2 separate regions of the Homo sapiens genome follow, and region 1 is linked to region 2. Evidence: chromatin contacts called from ENCODE Hi-C or POLR2A ChIA-PET data. All regions are on one chromosome and are shown on one strand. The core of a region is the stretch at or near the end of the contact, and the rest is flanking DNA. Distances in the headings are between cores, read along the strand shown.

Region 1 (3,080 bases), core at 196-2,695, 250 kb before region 2:
GCAGTAGGAGATGAGAACTGGATTCTCACATCTAAGATAGTACTAACTGTACATATGGGTCATCTCAAGTCAACTGTTTATAAGTCAGGGACTACCCGTATTTAAAATTAGAGTAGAGAAATGATGTGCTAAGACATTCCCACATCAGTCTCCCAAAACAACAGTAACAGTTTCTTGTGACTCAAAAACAAATGAAAGCATAATGAAGGATACTTCCTATATTGTTCCAATGTAACAAAAATGCTCTTTGCTAACTTTAAAGGAATCTGAATCGCAAGCAACAAATTAGCAAAACACACAGTCTTCCACTGAACAATGCCCCTTACAGAGTATCAGGAATTGAAAATCAGGGCACACAGTAAGTTTTGGGAAAGAAGTGCAGTAAATGTTTTTGTTGAATGTTGGAGCCAGAAGACCCTAGCAGTTGTCTAATCCCCCATCTCCTCCCACTCACACACACCCTGTATATGTTGCAGAGGCTGAGGCCTGGGAGTTGCGAGGCTTGTCTGATGTCACCCAGCTAGTCAGCAGCACAGATGGGATAAAAATTGAGGAGTTCAGACTCAGCTCTGAGCTCTTTCCACTACACCCTGCTGACAGTTTTCAGCCTTACTTGCAGCATAAACAAGCTTTTGAATATAAGCAACTATAAATAGTAATTAGTCAGAGTCTTGTATTAGATATGTTGACATCATCAGAAGGCAATTCTGTTCATTACAAGCCCCTCTGACGCTCGCTCTGAAAGTTGCTGCCTTCTTCATGTCCACCAGGCACCACCCTGGACCTGCCTTAGGTCCAAAGTGCATCCTTCCAGCATCTTCCGGCAATCTGAGCTTCATTACAATGTCCCCTCCTCCTGCCGGAACTCACCAAATAGTCAGGTGCATTCGCTTTTTCTCAGCCATATTCAGGGAAGGGAGCATGATTTTTCTAATTCTTTTGCATGTTCCCACAGTACTAAGCAGGGATCTGACATACACATTTTGGTTAAACATAAGCTAATATTTACTGAATGATTACTATATGCTGGGCAAAGAGCTAGGCATTTTAAATGCATTATTTCATCTAATTCATCCCAAAACTCTATAAATAAGTAGGATTGTTTGTCTTCTGCCCACAGACAAACTGTGGTCTGGAGAGGTTAAATGCCCTGCTCAAGGTCATACAACCAATAAAAGATGTTGATGCTGAGATTCAACCCAAGTGCTATTTGACTCCAAAGTTTGTGCTTTTTAACTCCCAGTTTTTCCTAAGAATGACCTGCCTGAATTTCGGGGAGGAACTGGGGGAATGCATTTTGGAAAGTATCCCAGGTGATTCAGATGTGCAGCCAAATTTGGGAAGTCAGTGCCCCACACTCTGAAATCCTACACTGATTGACTCATCTTGCTTCTTCTTCTGCAGCCAGAATGACAGTGTGACCAGAACCTGACCCAAGCCCACCTCTACCAGGTGACTCAGGCCACACACACTTCAGAGAGTACTGTCTTCTCTCCTGTATACAAACTTTAATCCTTCCCATCCAAATCCTCCCTGGCCATCTCTGGATACTGTTGGAAACCGGAGGGCACCAAATCTTTATTCCGGGATCAGTAACAGAATTCATGATGACACCAAAGGTCTATCAAGGAAGTCCTGGTGGCACAGCCCAGGAAGAAGCAGAAATCAAGACCCCACTGGATTCATAGTAGGTTTCATTATGAATAATGCCCTCTTCCTTTGGGGCCTGGCTTCTTCTTTTTTTTTTTTTTAGTGAGCGACCCACACATACTACACATCAGCCAATGACAGACCCAGCTAGACAGTCTCACACTATTTTCCCAAACTTCAGAACAGACACTATGGTTTTCACTGCTATGCACATAAACTGTGTGTCTTAACCTTCCCTCCTGCAAGCATGCTTCTAGTTTGCCTTGGGCAGCTGGTTCCTCCCCTTCAACAAAGGTGGGGTTCAGCATGAACCCCCAGTACAGAAGGAATTCGGTCTCTTTATTCCACAAGCACACGGCACCTGGCGCTGGACTGAGCCTCTCTGGGAGATCACAAACAGGAGCTTCCATTTCCATCCCACATTTCACTTCGCTCAAGGTGCTCCTACTTCGATTACTGTCCCCTCTTCCCCCTGCCTATTCTCTCCTTTCGGTCCTGCCAACTGACAAGAGCTCCTTTCTGCCTAGCATAACTGAGATAAACTCATAAAGATACTACTAAATGCTAACAGGAAATAAACATAGAAACTGCAAGAAGTGAAAAAAAAGTGGGCATTATAAAACACTGGTGTTCTCATCCTGCCATAGTCAGGTTCCACTGGCTTTGCCCCAGGTGGCCTGCCATTCGGGGTATCCACCAGCTCTCCCCAGGGGCACGTTCCTCCCACGGGGCTCCTGGTCCACATCCACCTGCAGGACCCGTCGCCCAGGAGCTCCCTACTGGACATGTTGAGGGATGTGTGCTCCAAACCAAGAGAAAGACCCCTGTCTCTGTCATACAGGGTGGAAGCTAAAATATGGCTAAGATGGAAATGAGAGATTGAATAGTAGCTAAGGGAACCACAGACTGAAGAAAGAATTCTTTCAGAGCTAAATTTAAGTTCATTCCTCAATTCTTTCCTTCACTCAAGTATTTTGTTATTTCAAAGAGCATTCTGTATTCTGAAGATTTATCTAACACTAGAAACCAGGTGTCCCTATTTCCCAAGCCAGTGTTCTTGCCTTTCAAGGAGTCAAGAAATACAACAATTCTTGACCGTATTTTCTCTTCTCACACATATGGCATAAATCCATAAACCCAAGAGGCATTTATTCTCTACAAGATATTTGAATTTGGCTGAGACTGGTCTTCTTTTTCTTGAAAACAGTCCTACTGCATAAAGTCCTTCTTTTCAATATTTACTGTAACTTAACACACTAAAGAATCCAGCTCCAGCCAGATGACTTGATTCATCACTGCATAATTGGATGTTTACTTTTGTTGTCCTAATTAGCCAGAAAGGAAAAAAAAAGTCACAGTTTAGTCTTTCTTAGAGAAAAGATAAACCTTATTTTCTCATTTGTACCATCTTCTGGAATCTTGGGAGATAG
Region 2 (2,794 bases), core at 197-2,696:
GAGGTCAGGAGATCAAGACCATCCTGGCTAATGCAGTGAAACCCCGTCTCTACTAAAAATACAAAAAATTAGCCAGGCGCGGTGACGGGCACCTGTAGTCCCAGCTGCTTGGGAGGCTGAGGCAGGAGAATGGCGTGAACCCGGGAGGCAGAGCTTGCAATGAGCCGAGATCGCGTCACTGCACTCCAGCCTGGGTGACAGAGCAAGACTCCGTCTCAAAAAAAAAAAAAAAAATTGTAAATAATAATGATTTAAAAAAACATTCAGGCTCTTTCTGATACTTATGCATGGTCTAATGAATTCCCTTTCTTCTTGTTTGTGCAATGGCTGTCTCTAACACAAGGTTTAGACTTTTGAATACTTTTTTTTTTTTTGCACAGATACCGTTTCTTTTTCTTGTTTAGACACAGGATCTTGCTCTGTCACTGTCACCTAGGCTGGAGTGTGTAGCTATCACAGCTCACTGCATCCTCCAACTTCTGGGCACAAGGGATCCTGCCACCTCAGCCTCTTGAGTAGCTGGGACTACAGTTATGTACCACCCAGGCCCAGCTACACTTTTTAAAGAGATGGGGGTCTTGGTACATTGTCCAGCTGGTCTAGAACTCCTGGACTCAAGCAGTCCTTCTGCCTTGGCCTCTCAAGGTGCTGGGGTTGCAGGCATGAGCCACTGTGCCCAGCTTTTTGTTGTTGTTGTTTTGTTTTCGTTTTGTTTTGAGAGACAGGCTCTATCTCTGTCTCCCAGGCTAGAGTGCAGTGGCATAATCATAGCTCACTATAGCCTTGAATTACTGGGCTCAAGCAACCCTCCTGTCTTAACCTCCAGTGTAGCTAGGAATTTAGGTGTGTGGCACAACACCTGGCTGATTTTTAATTTTTTTATATAAATGGAGTCTCACTATGTTGGCCAGGCTGGTCTCAAACTCCTGGCCTCAAGCAATCCCCCTGCCTTGGCCTCCCAAGGTGCTGGGATTACAACCTTGATCCACCATGCCTGACCAGCACAGATAATTATTAATGATTGTTTCATACTCCAGATGTCAGCTTGCTTTGCAAAAATGTAGCAGTATCTATTATGTTCTTTGTAAAGATACGAGTAATAAAAGCTCACACTGCAAAATTTTCACAAATGTAATTTCATTTATTCTTCACCAAAGCCTTATTTTGTGGATCAGAACATTGAGGTTCACTGCCATCATGACTGATTTTCTAATTGTTATGATATCCTTCTGGAAAGGTGGGGTTTTTTTTTGCTGTTATCGTACATCTCAAGGGCCTTTAATGGGATGAGTGACTCACTGTAAAGTTTGTAAGTTGGGTGACTTTATCACTGACATCCCTCAGGAACAGCCACAAGAAGTAAATGGGGGTGGATTTTTAGTGTTTGCCACTGACACATTCTTAGTTTTAGCCAAAAAAAAAAAAAAAAGAAAAAGAAAAAAAGAAAAAGCTAAAGCAACTCATTACACAAGAATGCCGCCCCGTCTTGGACTCTCCTCTTCAACAAGGATGATTCCTGCCCTGTAAAATTACATTGTAAGAAACGTGTCAAAGATGAAAAAATTTGGAAGCATGTTCAATCAATAAGATTGCTGGAAAGCAAATGGAAATTACATTCTATCCAGGGAAAAGGAGAGCCAGCCACCTGCCAGAAATGGAAAGTTCACAGGACTGAAAAATAGCATCTGGCTTCCTTTGCAGTAGAATGTGGAGCCAAAAAGATACTTTCACTTAAAGGCAGTTAGGAAATTACCAGTTTGCTGTGAAGAGCACTGACCAGAGGGTGGGGAGAGGTGACAGAGGACAGCCACTGGAATCGGAGGAACCTGGCTGCTGATCTGGGCTCCTTCACTTCTGGGATAACCCCAGGCAAATTATCAACCTCTCCGGGCTGTTGTGGGAATTAAACAGAATAATGCATACAGGGCCCCTGTTAGCATCATATGCATCTAACATGCTAGTCCTCTTCCTCCACCCGTTGGGATCACCTTGTGACTTTCACCTTTTTTTGGTTGCTGTTGTTATTTGGTTTTTCTTAGTTTACATCAGACACCTTGTGCAGTGGGCGCCATCTCCCTTTATGGAAGGTGAAGAGGCCTCATGCTTCTTGCCTCTGACACGTGAAGAACAGGAACACGAACAGGCCTGAACTCTTATGCACTTTCATATCTTTTTGTTTTTTTTTTTTTTTTTTTTTTTTTTGAGGCAGGTTCTCACTCCGTCATCCAGGCTGGAGTACAGTGGCACAAACTCGGCTCACTGCAACCTCCGCCTCCTGGGTGCAAGCAATTCTCCTGCCTCAGCCTCCTGAGTAGCTGGGATTATAGGTGCCTACCACCATGCCTGGTTAATTTTTTTGTATTTTTATTAGAGACGGGGTTTCACCATGTTGGCCAGGCTGGTCTCGAACTCCTGACTTCAAGTGATCTGCCTCCCTTGGCCTCCCAAAGTGCTGGGTTTACAGGCATGAGCCACCGTGCCTGGCCGAACTTTCATATCTTCATTTGGATTGCCTGAAAGCAGAACAACAGGCAAGGGCATGGGTGTCGGGAGTTTATTTTGGGAGTCATCCTAGGGAGCAAGGCTGTAGGAGTGAGGAAAGTGAGATGTAAAAGGAGGTGGCAACAATGAAGGCTGTCTTGCTGAGCTTCTCAGTGTGGACACTGGAGCTCCATCCATCCTGTTGGGGACCATCTGATGAACAATATAGAATGAATCTCACAGTTACTCTTAACGGAAGCCTAGAGCAATTTCACTCCTGGTCATGTACCCAAGAGAAATGAAAACATATGTC

What was found. A loop is a pair of places that touch in the nucleus more often than their neighbours do. ChIA-PET counts read pairs that join two places held with the same protein, here RNA polymerase II (POLR2A).
Region 1: a loop to region 2 is called in a map of PC-3, with 5 times the contacts of the local background. The contact joins two enhancer-like sites. A Hi-C loop is called at or near these places in 1 of 168 maps with a recorded cell type or tissue (PC-3). POLR2A ChIA-PET finds 5 or more read pairs at or near these places in 3 of 52 experiments (GM12878, IMR-90 and activated CD4-positive, alpha-beta T cell).

The regions. Positions count from the first base shown.
Region 1 is chr17:66,521,481-66,524,560 of GRCh38, reverse strand. The region is part of intron 3 of PRKCA (protein kinase C alpha); the gene reads right to left. Among named protein-coding and RNA genes, the nearest start is that of PRKCA-AS1, 110 kb to the right of the region's middle. Within about 2 kb of position 1,445, at least 6 of the 41 ENCODE cell types and tissues checked have a DNase peak (open chromatin) inside an H3K27ac peak, as active enhancers do; they include PC-3, where a contact is called at or near this core.
Region 2 is chr17:66,271,828-66,274,621 of GRCh38, reverse strand. No RefSeq gene overlaps it. Among named protein-coding and RNA genes, the nearest start is that of PRKCA, 29 kb to the left of the region's middle. Within about 2 kb of position 1,446, at least 5 of the 41 ENCODE cell types and tissues checked have a DNase peak (open chromatin) inside an H3K27ac peak, as active enhancers do; they include PC-3, where a contact is called at or near this core.